Regions from separate parts of the Homo sapiens genome. Here region 2 is linked to region 1. Evidence: read pairs that join two places in POLR2A ChIA-PET (ENCODE). Cell type or tissue: A673. All regions are shown on one strand. Each heading gives the region's core, and the rest is flanking DNA. Links, peaks and the distances in the headings are about the cores only.

Evidence for each region. Peaks named below come from ENCODE experiments on the same cell type or tissue, not always from the same donor. Only the 100,000 strongest peaks of a DNase experiment are listed, where the experiment ranks them.
Region 2: POLR2A ChIA-PET joins it to region 1 with 5 read pairs; 2 of 35 experiments call an interaction of 5 or more read pairs at or near these places.

What each region holds. Positions count from the first base shown.
Region 1 is chr6:10,975,885-10,981,261 of GRCh38, forward strand. It overlaps ELOVL2 (ELOVL fatty acid elongase 2), which reads right to left. Exons shown (of 8, transcript NM_017770.4): 8 at 4,875-5,377. Among named protein-coding and RNA genes, the nearest start is that of ELOVL2-AS1, 65 kb to the right of the region's middle. RefSeq lists an enhancer at 299-799. In A673, for the core only: no CTCF peak of the experiment used is centred there; no DNase peak of the experiment used is centred there.
Region 2 is chr6:11,109,076-11,114,452 of GRCh38, forward strand. The region is part of intron 1 of SMIM13 (small integral membrane protein 13); the gene reads left to right. ERVFRD-1 (endogenous retrovirus group FRD member 1, envelope) reads right to left here and starts at 2,650. Exons shown (of 2, transcript NM_207582.3): 1 at 2,602-2,650. In A673, for the core only: no CTCF peak of the experiment used is centred there; a DNase peak (open chromatin) is centred at 2,936; H3K27ac peaks cover 1,321 bases.

The sequences.
Region 1 (5,377 bases), core at 213-5,212:
TCATGAATATAAGAACAGAGAAGAAAAATGCAGAATTTGTTTGAGGCCATAATACTATGGAGTATTAGTGGGAATTAAATTTAGCTAGGCCCAAACTAAAGTGTCTTTACCAGCTTGATTAGAAGGACTTTATTCTGTAGGTGAGAAGAAGCCACTGAAGACATCAGGAGCACAGTGGTTTTGGAAGATTAATCTGGTAGCAATATGAAGGCTGCATTCAGTACACTGTGGGAGGTTACTGTTACAATAAACGCCTCAACTAAAATAGGACTGGGAATGAAAAAGAGGGGACAGAGATGAGAGGCTATGGTAGGTGTAAGATTTAAAGAGCTAATTTTGAGGATGGGTTGATGGAAGTTGCAAAAACCATGAGCTTGAGATATTGGGGACATCTCTTTGGAAATACTAGAGAGGCTCTACTGCACATTGTCTTCTTCAGCGAATCCTTATAGCACTTCCTGTGTGCCATGTGCTGTGCTGGGTGCCAAGGATTCAATGTGATTTTGCCCCTGCCTGCAAGGAGTGGCAGTCTAATGGGGAGACAGACATCAGTCCAACACTTAGACAGAGAAACAGGAAAACAGCCTGGGGAGTGCTGTGCCAGGTGGTGTGTGAGCTCCCCTGGCCTGAAAAGGCAGGGCGGGGTGGCAGGATGCAGGAATCGATGTGCTTTTCCAGGCAACACGGAGAGAAGGCTGGACCAGGAGGCATCCTGGAGATGCTGACATCCAGCCCTCGGGGAAGAAGAGCAGCGTCAGCTTCCTCACCCTGACCTTGGGGACTGAGCCAGCCTTTGGGCCCATTCCCAGCCCTACACTCAGGCTCCCTTCCTTTTTGACTCACTCGTAGCCGGGAACAGCCCTGTAGCTACCCCAGCAGACTCTGTTGCCATCTGTGGCCTCAGCCTCATTTGTCATTTTAGGTGTTCCTCTGTGCTCTGACCTTCCATCCTCCGAGCAGCTCCCCTGAGGATTTGCTTTGCCCTCAGGCAGCAGATGAACTCCTGGCTTTTGCACTTGGAACCTCAGCCAACCAGGCCTGCGTGAACCAACCTCCCCTCTTGACTCCTTCCCCAACCTTCTTCCTGTGACAGAGACCGAGGCCAGTTTTTTTGCAGGGTTCAGGGCTCTAGTAGACTGCTTTCAGGGGGATTTGCTAGAGGCCATAGATGACTATAGGGAAGGGTCTTCTTTCCTGTATCGTATTAAGTTTTTATTGAACTCTATGGTTTTAAGAACTTTTTAAATTTTAGATTCGGGGGTGTATGTGTAGGTTTGTTAAAGGGTATATTGTGTGATGCTGAGGTTTAGGCTTCTGTTGACCCTGTCACCCAGATAGTGAGCATAGTACCCAATAGGAAGGTTTTCAATTCCCCCACCCCTGCCTTTTGGAGTCCCCAGTGTCAATTGTTCCCCTTTTATGTCCATGTGCACTCAAGGTTTAGCTCCCACATATAAGTGAGAACATGCGGTATTTGGTTTTCTGCCCCTGCATTAATTTGCTTAGGATAATGGCCTCCAGCTGCTTCCATGTCACTGCAAAGGATATGATTTCATTCTTTTTTATGGCTGTGTAGTATTCCATGGTGTATATATACCACATTTTCTTTATCCAATCCACTGTTGATGGGCACCTGGGTTGATTCTGTGTCTTTGCTATTGTGGATAGTGCTGGATAAACATACAAATGCAGGTATCTTTTTGGTAGAACAATTTATTTTCCTTTGGGTAGATGATACCCAGTAGTGGGATTGCTGGGTTGAATGGTAATTCAGGTTTTCGTTCTTTGAGAAATCTCCAAACTGCTCTCCACAGGGGCTGAACTCATTTACATTCCCACCAACAGGGTATACGCATTCCCTTTTCTCTGCAGTCTCGCCAGCATGTTGTTGTGGGCATTTTTCCCTGTGGTGACAAAGGCACCTGAAGCATCCCCTGCCCCAGCCCCATGAGCTGAGCAAGGGGCCGGCTTCTTTCTTACTGCTTCCTCCTCCTCCATCTCAGCTGCAGTCACTCAGATGCTCCTGAAAGTATTCAACACATACACCCCTTAGCTCTTCCTCCCTTTCAGCAACTACTGTAACTGTTCCTTCACATCCCTAGTTCTTCAGAAGGATTTTCATATGGCTTGCTTCATCATTGTTTTTCTTCGACTTCCCATTCATTCTAAAGCCCCCTGTAATCTGCCAACTGCCTCCCAAGGGCCAAATTCAGTGCCTTCCCCCCCCACGCCTTCACTAGTTGCTCACCTTGCTGCCTTGCAGCGTTTTTCTCTGTTTAAATATTCTCTTTTTCCTTGGCTTCTGGGACACCACTTTCTTTGAAGTCTATTTGAACTCTTCACCCGTCAAAACTAACCTCAGGCATTACTTCCTTTAGGAATGTTTCTCTGGCAATATATATATATATATATATATATATATTTTTTTTTTTTTTTTTTTTTTTTTTTTGAGAGGGAGTCTTACTCTGTTGCCCAGGCTAGAGTGCAGTGGCGTGATCTCGGCTCACTGCAACCTCTGCCTCCCAGGTTCAAGTGATTCTCCTGCCTCAGCCTGCCAAGTAACTGGGATTACAGGCATGGCCACCACGCCTGGCTAATTTTTGTAGTTTTGGTAGAGACGAGAATTCACCATGTTGGCCAGGCTGGTCTCGAACTCCTGACCTCAGGTGATCTGCCCATCTTGGTCTCCCACAGTGCTGGGATTACAGGCGTGCGCCACTGTGCCCGGCCTCAATACTTATTTTATAGCTAAATGTTTATCTACTTTATTAGACTATGAACTCTGAGGACAGATATTTCATCTAGATCATTCTATATCCCTAACACGATACGTAGTGCTGGACAAGATTTGATGAATTTTTAGACTGAATATAACTATTTCCAGAGTTTATCAAACTCCATAGGTCTAAACTAGCTTGAAAAGAATAGGAGCTGGTTCTACATGAGCTGTCTTACGTACAGTGCTTCAGTCTCAGAGAAATCTGCAACATCTATCATTTGTTTCTAGGGCCACTGCCGGTAAGTCTGTGTTCATCTCCCTGTAAGTATATCATATGGGCCCAGGCGAAACTCTATATAGACTTTCTCCTTTTGTTGTTCAATGTATAGGCATCACAAATTCAAATGCCTTCAGGGGCCAGCCAGGTTAATAGGCTGAATAAAAAGGATGAATGGGCCGGGTGCCGTGGCTCACACCTGTAATCCTAGCACTTTGGGAGGCTGAGGTGGGCAGATCACCTGAGGTCAGGAGTTCGAGACCAGCCTGGCCAACATGGCAAAACCCTGTCTTTATTGAAAAAAAAAAAAAAAAATTAGCCGGGAGTGGTGGCACATGCCTGTAATCCCAGCTACTTGGGAGGCTGAGGCAGAGGTTGCAGTGAGCTGAGATCACACCATTGCATTCCAGCCTGGGCAACAAAGTGAGACTCTTGTCTCAAAAAAAAGAAAAAGAAAAAGGATGAGTGATGGTGATTGTGGCAACTACAAGAGAAAATGCCCATCTCAAGTCATCCAGGTAGCTATAGACCATGGCACATGCAACATCAAGGGATGTGTGACAAGCTTCGCCTTCCTCAGCCTACCAAATGTGGTCACAGACACTTTCAGAACAGGCTCCCGGTGGGTTGCTCGTTAGATCCACAATGACCGCATTTACCAATTGCTCAATGAGGGTACGGATTACAGATTTCCTTGTCCTCTCAGTGTTATTCCAGTGTTCTGCAGTGCAATTGAAGATGGAAAAATGACCTACAAATCAATAGCTTTCAGTCTTTTTCCCCCTATGACTGAAAGTCATGTTTTACTGAAGGTCAGGGAATCCTGAGGTGACTGTAGTTAGTCTCCTAGGAGTGATTATTTCCTTGCATACTCTGGAGAGAAACTCTTCCTTAAATATGGGAATGTAATTTTTCTTGGAAGAGAGCCTGCTGTAACAAAAACACATGCTGAATTTTTTCTTTGCATAAAGGAATTAAGAGGCTTATTGATGTGAACGCTTGTTGAATAAGCAGCTCTTTAAGTTTGTGACAACAGTTATTAGGCTTGCCATAGAGACATAGGATTTATCTTTTATTTTTAAACACAAAGTTTTATTAAGTTCCACCCACCATTTAAAATAACAAAGGGAAGGCTCCTCTAAAACGTTAACCTCCCACCCCAAACTCTAGCCCCCATTCAGATAGCTAAAATAAGGTCTTCTCCTATTCCCTCTTCTCCTCCTGCCCTTCCTTAAAATCTATCCTGTCCCACCTGTCACTATCCAGGAATTTAAGCAATTTTTTAATCAGACTTTGAGCACATCTTTTGTAGTTTTCTTTAGGATCTGTGTCTCATTATACTTAATATCACATTCAAAACTCGACTCTCTACACTGACAAAACGCCAACCTGTGGTCCTGCCCCTCGCCTCAACTCTCCCAGGCATCCTCACAGTCAGGCCTCACTCACCTACATCTCCTCCCGAGCTGAGCTGACCACCTCTCTCCCCATGCAGGTGCTCTGTGAATTGTATCCTGGGTTTCAGGGCATTGCACGATGTCGTTCCTGCCTAAAAATTTCTCCTCAAACAAATCTAGTGCTCCTCCCTAGGTGGCTTTATATAGCAATTTATTAATTATCGTCTTTATATCCTCTGCTAATCTTACGTTTTTCTAGTGAATGGCCATTTTTGAAACAGCTTAACTTGGTATATGAATACAATGTAAAGGTAATGATATAATCCATTGCTCACTGAAACAAGAGAAGAATTAAATGTCTAAAATTCATGGCTAAAATAATGCCTTATTGTAAAAATAACTCCCAAGTGATAGGTCATTTGGAATTCCATGCAGGCATACATTTTAACTGCTTTGAACCAAATAAAACTCGCAACATGCATTTAATGTAAAAATCAATTTATTATACAACAATCATAGATAATGCTTTTTATCTACAAAGAGAAATGGCTTCTGCAGCCTCCCTGTCTACTCCATTCATGATACTATGTTCTTAAGATATAATTACTTTCAAAGGAAAACAAAGCGATATCCATATTTTCCAAACAAGGAAGCCCCCAGACACATTTATGAACGATATGGAAATATTGGAAAGAACTCAAATGGACTCCTAGATACAAAAGGCTGTTCTGCCCATCACAGTAAACACTGTTTTGCCTTAAAATAAAAATAATAAAATATTTCTCAAATGCAGGGGTGAGGACTTTACCCCGTAACATGCCTAAGTGGTTCGATATATAATTTTGATGGCTTGACAATTGCTATGTTTAATTCCATTCAGTTAACATTCCATTTTGTTAGTTTAAAAAATTGGGGGAATTATTAATAGATATGCTTTACAGTATTTAAGTATTTTCATTCCCATGGGTCAGAGGAAATTTGAGA
Region 2 (5,377 bases), core at 122-5,121, 130 kb after region 1:
GGCCCCCACAGGGTAGCCACCAGTGTCAGGCATGTGCATTGTGTTTGCAAATTGTTGGACCGCCACCATAATGGAGTCACATTCTCCCTTAGGCAGAGTTTGCCCTAGTATGACTGAGAGGTCCCTCCTGGTGAGTTCAGATGTTAAGCCCAGTTTATAAAACACTTTGATATATTTGTCAGGGTCCTCCATAAACTTCCCTAGTTCCATTTTAATTTGGCTCAGGTCTTGCACAGTGAATGGAGTCTGGACTCCAGTGGGTCCACTGGGACCACTAAACCTCCTGAATGGGGCATAACTTAAGGAGGTGGTGTCCAGAGGATGGCCCTGGGTAGGGAGGAGAAGGCTTCTGGGAGACTTCGATATAATTGGGTAGAAGGGGCAATGGGGCTTGAGCTCTGGGTAAACCTGATGAGGGGCCTTCTGAACCAATGGGAAGGGGCTGCATGACTATGGCCATGGATCTGTTTTACAAGCCCAACAAAGGTCAGGGTTGTTTCTTAGGGCCATGAAGGCCAGCACATAGGGGATTTCTGTCCATTTTCCCTGGTGGTAGCAAAACAAATCTAGTTGATGGATCATATTTAAATTTGTGCTTCTATTTTCTGGCCAAGATTCCTGGTCCTAGAGCTTTTATTCAACCCAGGCTGTATTACAGAAAAATATTAGCCTTTTCCTTTTTAGGGTTTGGGAGTCAAACTTTTCCCAGTTCTTGAGGATGTATCCTAGTAGTGTGTCCTGTGGTACAGAGACTTGATTACCTGTCCACAGAGAGAACAGAGGAGAGAAGAGAAAAAGAAGGCAACCCCTCCAATTTCCCTACTGTCTTTTTCCTGAACTTACAGCAGACCAGAGTGGGTAGGGCATTACCCCATTCATCCATTTTTCCTTTGCGTATGGCAGTGTCCCCCATTCATTCTAGGGGTTCCAGAATGAACCAGTGCTTACCAGGTACCCCTAACCTTGGTCCCATCTTGTTTTATTGAGGCACAATTACCCGTTTGTAAAGAAAGAACAGAGGCGAGAAGAGGGCATCTCCCCTTGTTCTCTTAATCCTGTGCCTATGGCAGACTACAGTGAACAGGGTGCCCTCCCACTCATCCAAGGGGTTCTGGAATGAACCCAGTGTTTACTGGGTACCCCTACCCTGATCCCATCCCATTTCTGGACCAGCCTTCATCTGTGTTGCAGTGGTAATCTGTTTTGTGTTTGTAGCCTGGAACTAGTCTTCATCTCTGTTCTATGGGTACTTTGGTCTCTTGCATCTGCCTCCTTGGGCTGTCCTATATCCTTGTCTCCATGACCTTATAGTGACCCTTGTTCAGAGCATTCTAGCAACAGAATGATTATCTCTTCTCAGATTCTCATTTCCCATGTTCTTTAAGAAGACGAGAAGCCTGTTTTTCTGCCAATTGCTGCAAGGGGGCTGGACTTCTCTCCCTTCAAATATAACTTTGAAGGTCCTGATACATATTGAGAAGGGCCTGGAGGTGATTAGAGGAATGGAGGAAAATTTGTATTTGGGATTCTTCATCCTCCCAGGGTAACATGCAGAACAAATGCTTAACGAGGTAGAACAATCCCTCTGCTACAGGAGAAAGCGGGAGGAAGCAAGAGGAATACTCATGGAAAGCCTTCATATGTTTGCAGAAACAGCAGCCCTTGGATTTGAGAGGGCAACGTTTATTTGCCCTCTTGATATAAAGGAGGAACCTCTGGAGGACTTGGTGTTTGGGATAAGACCCTGCAAACGGCAGAGAATTTTCCTTCCCCACAAAGGGGTGCTAACTCAGAAAAAAAGCGAGTGGGTGGGGTCCTTAAGGGCTACAGAGTGAGGTCCTATGCAAGCAAGCAAACCATTCAAAAGCCAGGGAGAAACATGGCCCTGGAGCATAACAGGGATGAAAAGCATATGGTAAGTCATAAGGAGCTGACAGAGCTAAGGTTCTGATTAGTGTCTATCCCGGCAGTGAGCCAACAGACAGGGAAAGGGTTGGAGGTCATCCGAGCTGGTAGGGTAACAAGTATAAATATCAAGGGACATCCGTAAGGGAGTCCATCTCTTGGTTGCCAGGCTAACACAGCAAGAGCTGCGGGTGCATGAATAACAAATAGGGAATGTGTGTTTAAGGCAGAGAAGAAAGTTGCAGGGCATGCAAAGTAAGAACAGAGAAAAGACAGACTTACCCCCAAGGCAGTTGGTCCAATGGGTGTGCGAGGTCATTTTGGAATACATACAGAGAAAGGAAAATAGGTGGTGGTGGGTTTTTGGGAAAGAGCTGATTTTAGTTGAAAAAGCAGAGGAAACCCCAGATACTACATGGTTGTAGGTTTTAGCCCTACCGCTCTCATCAGCCTCCTGTCTGGGGGGGCCATTAGTGTCTCAGGTCTACTTAGTGCAGACTCCAAGGTCCTTCCCACCCCTGCAAGCCATCCTTCGGGGTGAGCAGAGAGAGCAGCCAGGGGGAGCAGAGCCACTGTGGTTGAGAGGAATCGTTCCAGGGGTAGGTTAGTAAGCAGGAGAGTGAAAGAGGAGAACGAAACCACGTACGAGGGTTGAACGCCTCCAGCCGAAGAAGGCAAGGCGTAGAGGTGTCTTACCACTAGGGAAGGTATCCGAGTCACTGCACCATTTGAGAGATCCAAGTGCCCTGTTCAGCCCTTGACTTGGGGTTTTATACATCGGCATGGTTCCGGGGTTTCCATTTCTCCTCCTTGGATTTTTTTCCTTGGGGTGGGCTGTCTGCTGTGCAGTGGCCTGTCAGCACTTGGGAGGAGCCACATGTGCATTTGTTTACTGAAGTTGTGCGCATGCTTTCTTGAGACATTTTTCCCTTATCAGTCAGGTGTTCCTAGAGGAAGGTCACATACTGGTTAAACTGTCATTTTGCTTCTTAGTGCGCATGCTTGAGCCCACTTGCCCAGCTTCGGAGATCTTATCAGGAAGTTGCTGATCACCAGCTTCCGGTGTTTCCTGTCTTTTGGGAGACTGTCTTTCCCTGGTACTGGCTGCAACCCATTATTATTATTTTAGAGAAACAGTGTAACAACCGCCTGATCATCACCTGATGGTCGCCTGACATTCCTGAGCTGGGGGCCCTCTCCTGCCCTGCTCATGTCTGCCTGACTACCTACTCTAACAGAACCAGCTTAACCTAATGGCCTCCTGATAGAACTGCTTGCTTTTTTTTTTTTGGAGACAGCCTCGCTCTGTCTCCCAGGCTGGAGTGCAGTGATGCAATCTTGGCTCACTGCAACCTCCACCTCCCGGGTTCAAGTGATTCTTGTGCCTCAGACTCCTGAATAGCTGGAATTAACAGGTGTGCACCACCATGCCCAGCTAATTTTTGTATTTTTAGTAGAGACAAGATTTCACCATGGTGGCCAGGCTGATCTTGAACTCCTGACCTCAAGTGATCTGCTGTCCTTGGCCTCCCAAAGTGCTGGGATTACAGGCATGAACCACCACACCTGGCCCAAACTGCTTTCCATAAACATAAATTTACCTTTCTAATGTAAATCAAATCACACAACATGCTTTTTGTGTTTGACTTCTTTCTGCTAGCATAATGCTTTTGAAATCTATTTGTGTTGTGTATATCAGTAATACATTCTTTTGTATTGCTGAAAGAGTATTCCATTGTATAGATATACCACAATTTGTTTATCCATTTACTCATTGATGGACATGAGAGTGGTTTCCAGCTTTTGGCTGTTAGTATTATTATTGTTTTATTTATTTATTTTTTTGAGATGGGGTCTTGCTCTGTCGCCCAAGCTGGAGTGCAGTGGTATGATCTTGGCTCACTGCAACCTTTGCCTCCTGGGTTCAAGCAATTCTCCTGCCTCAGCCTCCCAAGTAGCTGGGATTATAGGCACCTGCCACCATGCCTGGCTAATTTATTTTATTTTATTATATATTTTTTTGTATTTTTAGTAGAGACGGGGTTTCACCATGTTGGCCAGGCTGGTTTCGAACTCCTGACCTCAAGTAATCCACCCGCCTGGGCCTCCCAAAGTGTTGGGATTACAGGCGTGAGCCTGTAGTAGTAGTATTAGTAGTTAGTAGTATTATTAACATTCAGTTGCAAATCTTGGTGTAGACATATGTTTTCATTTCTCTTGAGTAACTTCATTTCTCTTGAGAAACTGCCAAACATTTGCATTGCCAGCAGTCATGAGTGAGAATTTGTTACTCCGCATCCATCACCAACATTTGATGGTATTGTCTGTTTTTAATTTAGCCATTCTAGAGGATGGGTATTATGCTTTTGATTTTTGTTTCATTAATGACTAATTATTTTCAGCATCTTTTATGTGTTATTTGCCATTCTTTCTACCTTCTGTGTAAATCATCTTTACAAGTTTTTTCTACTCATTTAAAAAATTGTGTTACTTTTATCAAGTTGTAAACAATTCTTTATTCTGGATACAAGTTTTTTTTGTTTGTTTTTATCAGATATGTTTTGCAAGTATTTTCTTCTATTCTGTAGCTTGCCTTTTTATTTTTATTTTTTTGAGATGGAGTCTTGCTTTGTTGCCCAGGCTGGAGTACAGTGGCACAATCTTGGCTCACTGCAGCCCCCGCCTCCTGGGTTCAAAAGGTTGCCCTGTTTCAGTCTCCCCAGTAGCTGGGAATTACAGGCATGTGCCACCATACCTAGCTAATTTTTGTATTTTTAGTAGAGGCAGGGTTTCACCATGTTGGCCAGGCTGGTTTCGAACTCCTGATCTCAGGTGGTCCACCCATCTCGGCCTCCCAAAGTGCTGGGATTACAGGCATGAGCCACCGCACCCGGCTGCCTTTTTATTTTTAAATGTCATTTGTTTTGTGTTGTTATTGTTTGATAAGTCCTTCTTATCAAGTTTTTAAGGTATGACATATAAAGTTATTCTTTTTGTTTTTTTTTTTTAATTTTTTTGAGACGGAATCTCACTCTGTCGCCCAGGCTGGAGTGCAATGGCGCGGTCTTGGCTCACTGCAACATCTGCCCCCAGGATTCAAGCGATTCTCCTGCCTCAGCCTCCTGAGTAGCTGGGATTACAGGTGCGCGCCACCACGCCTGGCTGATTTTTGTATTTTTAGTAGAGATGGGATTTCACCATGTTGGCCAGGCTTGTCTCAACCTCCTGATCTCAAGTGATCTACCTGCCTCGCCCTCCCAAAGTGTTGGGATTACAGGCAGTTGAAGGTAGTTTTACCTTTTCTTCCCAATGTGTACATTTGTCTTTTAGCTTTTGCCTCATTGCACTGGCTAGGGCCTTATAATGTTGCAAGAAAGGAGTGAGAGCAGACCTTCCTCCCTGATCTTTTGGAGTGAAATATTTAGCCTTTTACCATTAAATAAATTATTAGCTGTGGGATTTTAATAGATAT